Linked DNA regions of Homo sapiens: region 1 is linked to region 2. The links are chromatin contacts, found by Hi-C or POLR2A ChIA-PET in ENCODE. All regions are on one chromosome and are shown on one strand. Each heading gives the region's core, a stretch centred on a gene start or an enhancer-like site at or near the end of the contact. The rest is flanking DNA. Distances are from core to core; before and after follow the strand shown. Region 1 has its middle 25 kb from the start of SPNS3. Region 2 overlaps ANKFY1 (ankyrin repeat and FYVE domain containing 1).

Region 1 (6,753 bases), core at 1,124-3,623, 180 kb after region 2:
CTCCCTGGGGCTCTGCCCACCAGCAGAGGCATTTGGGGTCAAGAAAATCAATGCCATTCTTTTTGAGTGATGGGGTCAGCTGGTTGTCGGTGGACACTGGGGTTATGTAGATGCATGTCCATCTACTTGGGCCAGACCACGCCATGGCCTCCCACAGCCTCTGTGCAGTGACCATGCCTGCAGGCAGCGGGGTGGAGGACCCTTCCATTGGTCTCCCGTGTCCCTTCCTGAACCACTGGCTTCACCTTCTGTACTCCCTGCCCAGCGCCTGGCCTGACTCCTACTGATAGCCTGCCCCTGGCTTTGGCTCCCTCCTTGACCATGATTCCCACTCACCCAATAATTAGCTTGTATCCCATTAACCTTGACCAGGCCCAGACCACATCCCAGGAGCTGGTTTCTGGGTTTGTCTAGGACCACTAGTGGGACCCAGGCTGGAAGAAGTTCTCATGCTTATGGGGACAGAATTAGGGAAGGAATTCAGAAAAGCTGAGGCAGAGAGAAGCCATTTATAATTAATAGCTCAGGACAAAACTGCGGGCAGAATTAGACTGAGTTTTGTTTTTTGTTTGTTTGTTTGTTGTTTTGAGATGGAGTTTCGCTCTGTTGCCCAGGTTGGAGTGCAATGGCGCAATCTCGGCTTACTGCAACCTCCGCCTCCCAGATTCAAGCAATTCTCCTGTCTCAGCCTCCAGAGCAGCTGGGATTACAGGCGCCTGTCGGGCTTTTTTTTTGAGACAGAGTCTTGCTCTGTTGCCTGGGCTGGAGTGCAGTGGTGTGATCTCGGCTCACTGCAACCTCCACCTCCGGGTTTAAGCCGACTCTCCTGCCTCAGCCTCCCCAGTAGCTGGGATTACAGGCTGATGCCACCACACCCAGCCCGCGCCGGGCTGTTTTTTTGTAAAGACAGGGTTTTTCCCTGTTGTCCAGGCTGGTCTGGAACTCCTGACTTCAGGCTATCTGCTGGCCTCGGCCTCCCAAAGTGCTGTGATTACAGGAATGAGCCACTGCGCCTGGCCTTTTTGTGTTTTTTGAGACAGGGTCTCTCTATGTTGCTCAGGTTGGGGTGCAGTGGTGCCCTCCTGAGGAGTAGCTGGGACCACACACATGCACCACCACGCCTAATTTTTTTTTTTTTTTGAGACAGAGTCTTGCTCTGTTGCCCAGGCTGGAGTGCAGTGACGTGATCTTGGCTCACTGCAATCTCTGCCTCCTGGGTTCAAGCGATTCTCCTGCCTCAGCCTCCCGAGTAGCTGGGATTACAGGTGCCCACCACCACGCCCGGCTAATTTTTGTATTTTTAGTAGAGACAGGGTTTCACCATGTTGGTCAGGCTGGTCTCGAACTCCTGACCTCAGGTGATCTGCTTCCCTCGGCCTCCCAAAGTGCTGGGATTACAGGCGTGAGCCGCCGCGCCCAGCTTAATTTTTAATTTTTAGAGATGGGGGTCTCATTGTGTTGCCCCGGCGGGTCTCGAATTCTTGGGTTCAAGTGATGTTCCAGCCTCCACCTCCCAAAGTGATGGGATTACAGGAGTGAGCCATCGTGCCTGGCTGGATATTTTCAAGCATTACATTAAAAAAATTCTCCACTTACAAGTCAGTGTTTCAGAAACAGCCCCCAGGCTGGTCCTGTTACTCGCAGCTGTTATCTCAACATTCTTGGAGGCCTAGTGGGAGGATGGCTTGAGGCTAGGCGTTTGAGACTAGCCTGGGCAACATAGCAAGACTTTGTCTCTACAAAACAATTAAAGAATTTAGCCTGGCATGCTGGCACATACCTGTAGTTCCATCTACTTGGGAGGCTGAGGCAGGAGAATCGCTTGAGGCCATGAGTTTGAGGCGGCAGCGAGCTATGCTTGTGCCACCGTGCTCTGGATTAGGTGACAGAGTGAGATTCTGTCTCCATAAAAAAAAAAAAAAAAAAAAATTAAGGCTGGGTGGGGTGGCTCATTCCTGTAATCCCAGCACTCTGGGAGGCCAAGTCAAGTGGATCACCTGAGGTCAGCAGTTCGAGACAAGCCTGACCAACATGGCGAAACCCCGACTCTACTAAAAATACAAAGATTAGCCGGGGGTAGTAGCAGCACACACCTGTAATCCCAGCTACTCGGGAGGCTGAGGCAGGAGAATCACTTGAACCCGGGAGGGGGACGTTGGCAGTGAGCCGAGATCATGCCATTGGCACTCCAGCCTGGGCAACAAGAGCAAAACTCCGTCTCAAAATAAATAAATAAATAAATAAATAAATAAATAAATAAATAAATAAATAAAAAGGGCAGTGATGTTTATGTCAACACAGCATGAGCTCTGAGCAAGGCCATCTGTGGGACACGTCGCACAAGGCGTGCCACAAAACTAACACCTGACAAATGAGGGCTGCTTTCCCTCCTCCTGTCTGGCCCATGGCAGATTGCAGGCGCCACTGGTTAGCCTGAGTCACGGCAATTGCAAATGCACCAACTTGGCCAGATTGGCTGTCAGACTGGATTTTTAAAAAAATCTAGATTCATGCTGTTTATAAAAGACACACATCAAACAAGGATATGGAAGGCTGAATGTCAATGGCTAGAAAATACTCACCAAGAGAAAGCTAGTGTATCTATATTCGTATCAAACTAAATAGTATTTAAGACAAACAATAGTTATCAGGGAAAACAATAGTGTTTACATCATAATTACAGGAACAAGCTACTAAGCTGAAGCAACCTCAGCTGGGTGCTGGGACTACGCCTGTAGTCCCAGCTACTTAGGAGGCTGAGGCAGGATTGCTTGAGGCCAAGAGTTCAAGGCCAGCCTGGGCAACATAAGGAGACCTCGTCTTTCTCTCTCTCAAAAAAAAGTAAGGTGAAACAATTCTCAAGTTGTATTATCTAATAATATATGTTCAACACATATAAAGCAAATGTCAAGTGAAAAGACAGCCCACAGAAGAATGGGAGAACATTTTTGCAAATCATGTAGCTGATAAGAAATGTGTATCTGGAATATATATTAAAAAAATCTCTTGGCCGGGCACAGTGGCTCACGCCTGTAATCCCAGCACTTTGGCAGTTTGAGGTGGGTGGATCACCTGAGGTCAGGAGTTCGAGACCAGCCTGGCAAACATGGCGAAAACCCATCTCTACTAAAATTACAAAAGTTAGCTGGGTGTGGTGGCACGTGCCTGTAATCCCAGCTACTTGGGAGGCTGAGGCAGGAGAATCACTTGAACCCGGGAGGCGGAGGTTGCAGTGAAATGAGATCTTGCCACTGCACTCCAGCCTGGGTGACAGAGCGAGACTCTGTCTCAGAAAAACAAAAACAAAAACCAAAAAAAAAAAAAACCAAAAAACTCTTACAACTCAGCAATAAAACCCAAATAATCCAATTTTAAAATGGCCAAAAGATTTGAATATACATTTCTTTTGTTTGTTTGTTTGTTTGTTTGTTTTTTGAGACGGACTCTCGCTCTGTCACCCAGGCTGAAGTGCAGTGCCGCCCCGCGATCTCAGCTCACTGCAACCTCCGTCTCCCGGGTTCAAGCAATTCCCTGCCTCAGCCTCCTGAGTAGCTGCGATTATAAGCACCCGCCACCATGCCTGGCAAATTTTTGTATTTTTTGTAGAGACAGGGTTTCACCATCTTGGCCAGGCTGGTCTTGAACTCCTGACCTCCTGATCCACCTGCCTCGGCCTCCCAAAGTGCTGAGATGACAGCCGTGAGCCACCGCGCACGGCCTTGAATAGACATTTCTTTCTGAAGAAGATATAACATCATAAATGATCAGGGAACTGCAAATCAAAACCACAGTGAGATACCAATTCACACCCACTAGGATGGCTAGAATAAAAAAGAGAAATAATTTTTTAAATGATTGCAAAGATTTGAAGAAATCAAAACCCTCGCAGGCTGCTGGTGGGAATCAAAACAGGTGCAGCGTCTTTGGGAAATAGTCTGGTAGTTCCTTGAGCAGTTAAATGTAGATTTGCCATTTGCTCTGACAATTCCCCTTCTAGGGATATACCCAGTAAATTGAAAACATGCTCACACAAAAACTTTGACATGAATGTTTGTAGCAGCAATTATTCGTAATAGCAAAAAAATGGAAGCAACTCATCTGTCCAACCAAAGAATGGCTCAACAAATTACGGTGTATTCACACAGTGGAATATGATTAGGCCACAAAAAGGAATCATACTGACGTGCTGTAACATGGATGAAACTTGAGAACATCTTGGCAAGTGAAAAGAGCCACTCTTTTTTTTTTTTTTTTTTGAGAAGGAGTCTCGTTCTGTGGCCCAGGCTGGAGTGCAGTGGCACAATCTCGACTCACTGCAACCTCCGCCTCCCAGGTTCAAGCAATTCTTCTGTCTCCACCTCCCCAGTAGCTGGAACTACAGGCGCCCACCACCATGCCCGGCTAATTTTTCATTTTTATTAGAGATGGGGTTTCACCATATTGGTCAGGCTGGTCTCGAACTCCTGACCTCAGGCGATCCACCTGCCTCAGCCTCCCAAAGTGCTGAGATTACAGGCATGAGCCACACACCCAGCCAGGAGCCACTCTTAAAAGGCCAGATATTGTATAATTCCATTGATATACAATGTCCAGAACAGGCAAATCCACAGAGACAGAAAGTAGGTTGGCCGTTGCCAGGGTCAGGGAGGGAGGAAAAGTTGGGGGAAGGTAGAGAGTGACTGCTAATGGGCACAGGGCTTTTTTTGAGGTAATGAATTTTTTTTTTTTTTTTTGAGACGGAGTCTCCCTCTGTTGCCCAGGCTGAATTGCAGTGGGGTGATCTCGGCTCACTGCGACCTCCGCCTCCCGGGTTCAAGAGATTCTCCTGCCTCAGCCTCCTGAATAGCTGGGACTACAGGCACCTGCCAACACACCTAGCTCATTTTTGTATTTTTAATAGAGACGGGGTTTCACCATGTTGGTTAGGCTGGTCTCGAACTCCTGAGCTCAAGTGATCCACCTGCCTCGGCCTCTGAAAGTGCTGGGATTACAGACATGAGCCACTGATCCCAGCTGAAAATGTTTTAAAGTTGATTGTGGTCATGGTTGTACCGACCTGTGAGTATGCCAAAAAACATTGAATTGTACACCTTAAATGAACATGGTATGCACATTATATTTCAATAATGCTGATATATATATGGAATCACATAGTATCTGGCCTTGGCTGTGTGCAGTGGCTCATGCCTGTAATCCCAGCACTTTGGGAGGCCAAGGCAGGCAGATCACCTGAAGTCAGTAGTTCGAGACCAGCCTGGCTAACGTGGCGAAACCCTGTCTCTACTAAAAAATATACAAAAATTAGCTGACCATGGTGGTGCATGCCTGTAACCCCAGCTACTTGGGAGGCTGAGGCAGGGAGAATCACTTGAACCTAGAAAGTTGCAGTGAGCTGAGTTTGCGCCATTGCACTCCAGCTTGGGTGACAGAGCCAGACTCTGTCTCAAAAAAAAAAAAAAAAAAAAAAAATATATATATGGCCTTTTCTGAGTGGCTTCTTTCACTTCACCTAATATTTTCAAGGTTCATTCAAATGGTAGCATGTTGCAGTACTTCATTCCTTTTTATGCCCATTCCATTGTGTGGATACATCAGAAGCACCTCAATTTGTTTATCTATTCTTCAGTTGGGCGTACGAGGTGCTTCCACTTTTTTTTTTTTTTTTTTTGAGATAGGATCTTGCTTTGTCACCCAGTGTCATAGCTCACTCACTGCAGCCTCAACAACCTCCTGGGCTCAAGGGATTCTCCCATATCAGTCTCCCGAGAAGCTGGGACTACAGGTGTGTACCACCATGGTCAGCTAATTTATTTTTATTTATTTTTGAGACAGGGTCTCACTCTGTCACCTGGCTGGAGTGCAGTAGTGTGATCATGGCTCACTGCAGTCTTGACCTCCTGGGCTCAAGCAATACTCCCATATCAGCCTCCTGAGTAGCTGGGATTACAGGCACCTGCCACCACACCTGGTTAATTTTTGTATTATTATTATTATTATTTTTGAGACAGAATCTCTCTGTGTTGCCCAGGCTGGAGTGCAGTGGCACGATCTCAGCTCATTGCACCCTCCGCCTCCCAGGTTCAAGCGATTCTCCTGCCTCAGCCTCCCGAGTAGCTGGGATTGCAGGCGTGCGCCACCATGCCCAGCTAATTTTTGTATTTTTTTAGTAGAGACGGGGTTTCACCATATTGGCCAGGCTGGTCTCTAACTCTTGACCTCGTGATCCACCCACCTTGGCCTCCCAAAGTGCTGGGATGACAGGCGTGAGCCACCGCGCCTGGCCTAACTGTTGTATTTTTAGTAGAGACAGGGTTTTGCCATGTTGCCCAGGCTGGTCTTGAACTCCAGACCTCAAGTGATCCACCCACCTCGGCCTCCCAAAGTGCTGGGATTACAGGCGTGAGCCACTGCGCCCGGCCAACTTTACCCATTTCCACCTTTGATGTGTGCAGTAAAATGCATTCTTGCTGGTGATTTGCGGTCTTGGGCTTCTGGGCCAAGCGGAGCTCTGCCTTGGACGCATGCGCAGCAGATGATGGCCCGTGTTTTTTGTACGTGTGTGTTTTGCATTAAGGAAGGAAAGTGATGACCTTCACGGGTCAGCATCTTTCCCTGAGTCTCCTCTCTTAAATGAATACTTGAGATCCCAAGTGGCTTATCATGAGTTTTCCTCTATATCAAGGGTCTGTGAACTCTGGCCTGCTGGAAGCATGGCTGATGGCCTGTTTTTTTTGTTTTTTTTTGGCCCCTGAA
Region 2 (7,217 bases), core at 2,410-4,909:
AAACTGACAAAAATTAAAAGGAGAACTAGACAATTCTAAAATTATAGATGTTACCACTCTCCTTTAAGGAATTGATAGAACTAGGCTATGCATAGTGGATATCGCCTGTGAATCCAGAGCTTTGGGAGGCCGAGGTGGGAAGATAATTTGAGGCTAAGAGTTTGAGACCAGCCAGGGCAACACAGTGAGACCCTGTCTCTACAAAAAAACATTTTTTTTAATTAGTCAAGTGTGGTGGCATGCGCTTATAGTCCCAGCTACTAAAAAATTCACAGGACGCAGCTAGAAGGAAATTCAAAGCTTTAAATACTTGTATTAGAAAAGATCTAAAATAAATTATCTCAGGTTCCACAACTTTGAGAAACTAGGGAGAAAAAAGGAGAACGGGAGAGCAAAGTAATCCAAAGAAAGAAAAAAAGGACAGAAATCAATAAAATATAGCTGGGCGTGGTGGCGCATGCCTGCAATCCCAGCTACTCAGGAGGCTGAGGCTGCAGAGTTGCTTGAACCTGGGAGGCAGAGGTTGCAGTGAGCTGAGATAGCGCCACTGCACTCCAGCCTGGGCGACACAACGAGACTCCATCTCAAAAAAAAAAAAAAAGAAATCAATAAAATAGAAAACAACCAACAGAGAAAATTAACAAAGCCAAAGCTCATTCTTTGAGAAGATAATAAAAATGCCAAACTTCTATAGACTTATCAAGAAAAAAAGAGTGAGAACATAAATCACCAATACCCAAGAATGAAAAAGGAGTTATTGCTACAGACATTAAAAGGAGAAAACTACAAACAAATTCATAGTAACAAATTCAACAACTTAAATAGACATATTTCTGAAAAACAAAACTTCCCAAACCTGACACAGAAGAAACAAATCTGAATAGACCTATATCTATACAAAATACATATTTTAAAAATTTGTTTTCAAAAAGCTTCCCAAAAAGCAAATTCTGGACTTAGATTACTTCAGTGGTGAATTCTATCAAACATTCAAGAAATAAGCAATAACATCAATCTTAGAAAACATTTTCAGAAAACAGACAATGAAGGATCATATAAGGCCTATATAACCCTAATAGTAAAATCTGATAGAGACATTAAAAAAAATTACATACCAATATCCCTCATGATTACTGTTGTAAAATTTTTAACAAAATATTGGCAAATAGGATCCAACAACATACATAAAAAAGGGTAATATATAATGACCAAACAGGTTTTTACAGCAGGAATGCAATCTTAGTTTAACATCTGTAATTCATCAAAAATTATATAATCATTTCTATAGATGTCAAAGAAAGTGTTTGGCAAAATTCAAAAACCAATTCAGGTAACTTATCTAGAAAACCAGGAATACTCAAATTGATAAAGCGTATCCAAGAAAAACCTACAACTAATCTATACAAAATGATAAAAGATCTCATTGTTTCTCCCTGAGATCAAGAACAAAGGATGCTTGCTTTCAGACAAATGACTTGTATCTAAATTATATACAGAACTGTTAATACTCAATACTCAAAACTCAATACAATGCCACATTTTGAAAAGGCCAAAGATGTGAATACTTTATAAGAAAATATAAAATTGTCAATAACACACAAAGAAGGTTCAGCATTATTATCAGGGGAATGCAAAATAAAACTGCCATGCACTCTGTATCCATTAGAATGGCTAAAATTGTAAACAAAAACCAAAACAACCTGCCTATATCAAGCGTTAGTCAGGATGTGAAGCACCTGGAGCTCTCATATCCACGGCTAATGGGAATGTAAAATGGTACATCCATTTTGCAAGACAGTTTGGTAGTTTCTTAACATTAAACAGTCCCTCCTAGATATTTACTCAAGAGATATAAAAACATGTCTACACAAAGGCCTTACACAACTGAATACAGGTAATTTTCTTGCTAATAAAACCCAGAAAGAACACAAATGTCCATCAACAGGTAAATGCAAAAAAAAAGTGTGGTATTTTCATACAATGGAATACTATTCAATAACAAGGAATGAATAATTAAAACACAAAGCAACATACTAAGGTGTGGGGTGAATGTCAAAATCTATATGCTAAAAGAAGTGAAAGAAGCCAGACAAAAGGGACTCTATGCTCTATGATTGCACTTCTATAAAAGCCTAGAAACTGCAAACTAATCTATAATGACTGAAAGCAGATCAGCATTTAGCTGCAGAAGTGGATGGCAAAAGGGATGGATTGCAAAGAGACATGAGGAAAGCTTTAAGGATGGAAATGTTTTTTGTTAGTTTTTTTTTTTTTTCTTGAGACAGAGTCTCACTCTGTCGTCCAGACGGGAGTGCAATGACGCGATCTCGGCTCACTGCAACCTCTGCCTCCCAGGTTCAAGCAATCTCCTACCTCAGCCTCCCAAGTAGCTGAGATTATAGGCATGTGCCACCATGCTCGGCTAATTTTTTGTATTTTTAGTAGAGATGGGGTTTCGCCATGTTAGCTAGGCTGGTCTCAAACTCCTGACCTCAAGTGATCCACCCAACTTGGCCTCCCAAAGTGCTGGAATTACAGGCGTGAGCCACCACACCCAGCAAGGATAGAAATGTTTATGTTGATTGTGGCAGTGGCTTCACAGGTGTATTCGTATGTCAAAACTTATCCAATTGCACACTTTTAATGTGGGCAGTTTACTGTACTTCCATTACACCTCAATTTGGAGGAAAAAGAAACCAAACTGACAGGCAGCACGGCACTGTGGTTAATGGCACGAATTCTGCAGCCAAACTACCTAGGGTTCAAATCCCGGCTCCAATCCTTGCTAACTGTGTGGAGTTAATACATAATAAAGCACTCAAAACACCACCACCACATAGTAACTGCTATGTAAAAACTTGCTATTATTACAATAGACTATTTAGAAATTGATCACAATGAAAACAGTACCTACCAAAATATTTGCAATGTAGTCAGATTCATACTATAAAAAAAAGTCATAGTCTTAACCTTATTAGAAAATGAGGCCAGGCATGGTGGCTCACACCTGTGATCCCAGCACTTTGGGGGGCCGCAGTGGGTGGATCACCTGAGGTCAGGAGTTCAAGACCGGCATGGCCAACGTGGCAAAACCCCATCTCTACTAAAAATACAAAAATTAGCCAGGCGTGGTGGCGGGCACCTGTAATCCCAGCTACTCAGGAGGCTGAAGCAGGAGAATCACTTGAGCCCAGGAGGTGGAGGTTGCAGTGAGCTGAGATCACACCACTGCACTCCAGCCTGGGTGACAGAGTGAGGCTCTGTCTCAAAAAAAAAAAAGAAAATGAGATAAAAGATAGTAATTCAACTCAAAAAGAAAAAATAATTCAAAGGAATTTCAAAGAAAGATTTAATACAGATAAAAAGAAATTATTGAATTGGCTAAATATAAATAAAAATTAAAAGAACAATGAACCTAAACCAAATCTGCAATAAGCCAACACAAACACAAACTTAACATAACCAAAGATTGGTGAGAAAAACCCAAAAGCAGTATGAGGATTAAGTAAAGAATATAACCGCAGATAAAATAGATTATTTTGAGCTCTGAGAGAATCTTTGGGCATGGGACTCAGCTGCTGGCAGGAGGCCACAAGGCTGTTTGAGTGTCCTCATGACATGGCCGCTAACGTTCCCCCAAAATGAGCAATCCAAAAGAGAGAGCTAGGAAGAAGCCACAGTGCCTTCGATGAAGCCATCTCTCAAGTCACATGCTGCCACTTCTACCACACTCCATTCATTAGAGGTGAATCAGCCTATACTGAAGAGGAGAATTTGAATCCACCTTTGCAGGGAGAAATAGCAAAGAATTTGTGAGCATATTCTTTTTTACTCCTTTTTGTGAGCATATTCTAAACTTCCCGTGGATGTCATCGAAGGAACACAGTATGATTTAATACTGAAACTGAACAGCCTTAACCTAGTAGTTCACACAGTAGCCAACAGATGTTGAATATTGCTGTGCTTCTCTTAAAAATTTAAATAGCACACAGCTCCCCGAGTACACAGTTTGGGAAACTATGCCCTTTCCACTGCAGAGTGCAAGCTTTCCAGATGGTGCTTCAGGGGATAGCTTTCCCAACCAGAGTGAAAAGGAATAAAGGAGGATGTTTTCTGCTGTTTGGAATGGCTTGACACTATCCAGGACACATTCCAGGAGAGCTGAATGACTCATACCCTGAGCCCTTATGCCAAGGAACTGTAAGATCTTTGCTTGAGAAAGTATGCAACAAACTCTAGCTTCAAAACAGCCATTCTAATCCATTGGAACCTCTCATCGTGTCAGCTGCTACTGGTAAAGTGCTACAGAGAGGCCATAAACAGATCATTTTGCTAGAAGCAAATTGCTTTACTTCACCAAGAAGTAAATATAATACTTTCCTTGTGGACTCAGATTTGTTATGCTTTGCTGAGCTAACAGTCATATTCTTTCTCTTCCCACTTGGTCAATCAGTATCTTTATAAACTTTTATCTTTTATTCTTTTTTATTAGGGTTTAACAGACAAAAATTATATAGAGTTAATGTATGACATGTTTTGATATATGTATGCACTATGAAATGGTTATAAGCTAATTAACATATCACTTCATATATTTAAAGATACCTTAGTAAGAAATAAAAAAGCAAATTTCTACTTTGTTTACATTTTCAGATACTTTCATACTTTGAGAAAAGCTGCAGAGCATCCCCATATGCCCTTTACTCATCTTCCCCTATTATTAATACAGCTTATATAACCATAGTACAATGATCAAAATTAGGTAACTACGTAATACATACAATACCAATACCATTAACTAATTATAGGCCCTATTTTGCCAATTTTACCAGTAATACCCTTTTTATGGCCAGAATCCAACTGAGGATTCTACACTGCATTCAGTGTTAGTCTCACCCAATCTGTAATACTTCCTAAACCATTCTTGTTTTTCATAACCTTGACATGTTTGAGAAACACTCTGGCTGATTATTTTGAGAAATGTCCCTCAATTTGGGTCTGATGTTTTCTCATGAGTAGATTGAGGTTATGCATTAATGGCAAAAATCCTATACAAGAGCCAGGCAGAGTGGCTCATGCCTGAAATTCCAACACTTTGGGTAGCCAAGGCAGGAGGATCATCTGAGCCCAGGAGTTTGAGACCAGCCTTGGCAACACAGCAAGAGCCCATCTCTATTAAACAATTAGCCAGGGATGGTGGTGAACACCTGTACTCCCAGCTACTTGAGAGGCTGAGGTGGGAGGATCTCTTGAGCCCAGGAGTTCAAGGCTTCAGTGAGCCGCGATAGTGTCACTGCATTCCAGCCTGGGCGACACAGTGAGACCCTATCTCAAAAACAAAAAAAGAATCCTACAGAAGTGATTGTGCCTTCATCAGTGGATCATATCAGGTACAAACATTTCACTTTTTTGAACAAGGTATGATTCATATATCCAAACACCTTTAAAGTGTATATAATGCCTGTTGTATTTCATCAACATATGCTAAAATTCTCATAATCAAGGCTGTGTGCAGTGCCTCACACCTGTAATCCCAACAGGCCTTTGGGAGACCAAGGCAGGAGGATTCCTTGAGTCCAGGAGTTCAAGACCAGCCTGGGCAACATGGCAAAATCTCATGTCTATAAAAAATGAGACAGGCATGGTAGCACACACCTGTGGTCCCAGATACTCAGGAGGCTGAGGTGGGAGGATCACCTGAGGCCAGGAGGTCAAGGCTGCAGTGAGCCGTGATTGCACCATGGCACTCTAGCCTGGGTGACAGAGTGAAATCCTGTTTAAAAAAAAAAAAAAAAGAAAGAAAGAAATATCAATTAGACAAGAACATCAAAAAGAAAAATGTGGAGTTTTTCTTACATTCTAAGATGTAAGTTTATGCAAGCAAGAATTTAATTTTGTACACTTTGTATCCCTAACACCTTGAAAAGCGCTTACCACTCAATGTTTTTTATATGAATGGATTAATGTTGAAAAAACAAAACACCAATAAATTCATTAAATGATTTTATCAAGCCTGTTGGTGTGGAAAACATTTGAGCCTTTAAAATACAGCTTTTATGCTATTTATACACCTGTTTACAAGAACCTATTTCCAATCTTCCTCAAATTGCTGCCATGAAGTGTCAGTGCTTCCAGGTATCACATAACACACAGGCTTCCCAGGCAGTCTCAGCAACTGCAAGCCCAGGTTTAGGCAATGAGCAGGACTGCTGGGCAAAGCACACAATTCAACAGGAACAGGCCCACACATGCCACTACCACCTTGGACCTCTCCCCCATAACACATTTCAAAGATACATTTCATTAAAATGTCATAAAAAGTAAAAATGCCACATGTTCTCCTATCTGCTATCTTCACAGGTGCTTGATCTGTGAAAGCCACAAAAACCATTTACTTTGAAGCGGATCACTCCTGAAAGCAAACCTTATAGTAGAATCAAAACACGCTTATTATTTACAACTGGAGGAGAGTCTAGAGACATTTAAAGACATTAATATTCTATTTTCCTGAACTCGAGAAAACTTCCTGACTCACAGTGATGCAATCTTGTGGCCAGACAGCACTGAATTAAGGCCAGACAGCACTGAATTAAAGCTCTAAACGTTTGGATGTACTAAAAAATTTCAGTGTAAAGCAAAATTTTTTAATTCAATGTTAAAATTGGCTTTTTATTCCTTGATGTAATTTTCTGTGTTGTGTCGTTTTGTTTCAGAGAGCAGCGATGTTTCGTTTTTGCCACTCTCATTCATTTTGGTGGCAGTCGATATTTCACAATTAAAATAAAACTGAGGAACATTAACACTGTCTGAGTGACCTACGACAGTATCCCAGAAGTCAGATAATGAAGAAAAAAAAAAAAGTAGGAATATTTCACAGCTCAGCTGCCTAACTGCTTTCTAGAACTGTCATACCTATTTGTATCGTCACTGGCAAATGTACAAGAATACCACCTTCATGAGCCTCACAGCTACTAGGATCACCAATGTTTGATTATATAGATTTCAAAAGATGGTAGCTTATTCTTAACTTTTTTCTAACAAAGTCGAATATTTTCCATATATTTATTACCTTCTAGTCTTCATAAACATTCTGTTCATATAATCAAGATCCTATCACACATTTTGTGAAGAACACTACATGATCTTATAAGGTCTTCATAATTCTGTTATATATGAGGTCAAAGATACATGGTTTCAAAACACTATGCTTTAAAAAA

What was found. Hi-C counts contacts between places; a loop is a spot of excess contacts on that map. ChIA-PET counts read pairs that join two places held with the same protein, here RNA polymerase II (POLR2A). Pooled maps may share reads with other maps.
Region 1: a map of transverse colon shows a loop between it and region 2 (2.8-fold over the local background). The contact joins two enhancer-like sites. A Hi-C loop is called at or near these places in 1 of 168 maps with a recorded cell type or tissue (transverse colon), 1 of 37 single-sample maps with no recorded cell type and 7 of 50 pooled maps. POLR2A ChIA-PET finds 5 or more read pairs at or near these places in 9 of 52 experiments (AG04450, B cell, BJ and 6 more).

What each region holds. Positions count from the first base shown.
Region 1 is chr17:4,405,703-4,412,455 of GRCh38, forward strand. No RefSeq gene overlaps it. Among named protein-coding and RNA genes, the nearest start is that of SPNS3, 25 kb to the right of the region's middle. Within about 2 kb of position 2,374, at least 2 of the 41 ENCODE cell types and tissues checked have a DNase peak (open chromatin) inside an H3K27ac peak, as active enhancers do.
Region 2 is chr17:4,226,157-4,233,373 of GRCh38, forward strand. All of the region lies in intron 3 of ANKFY1 (ankyrin repeat and FYVE domain containing 1), which reads right to left. Among named protein-coding and RNA genes, the nearest start is that of ANKFY1, 34 kb to the right of the region's middle. Within about 2 kb of position 3,660, at least 22 of the 41 ENCODE cell types and tissues checked have a DNase peak (open chromatin) inside an H3K27ac peak, as active enhancers do.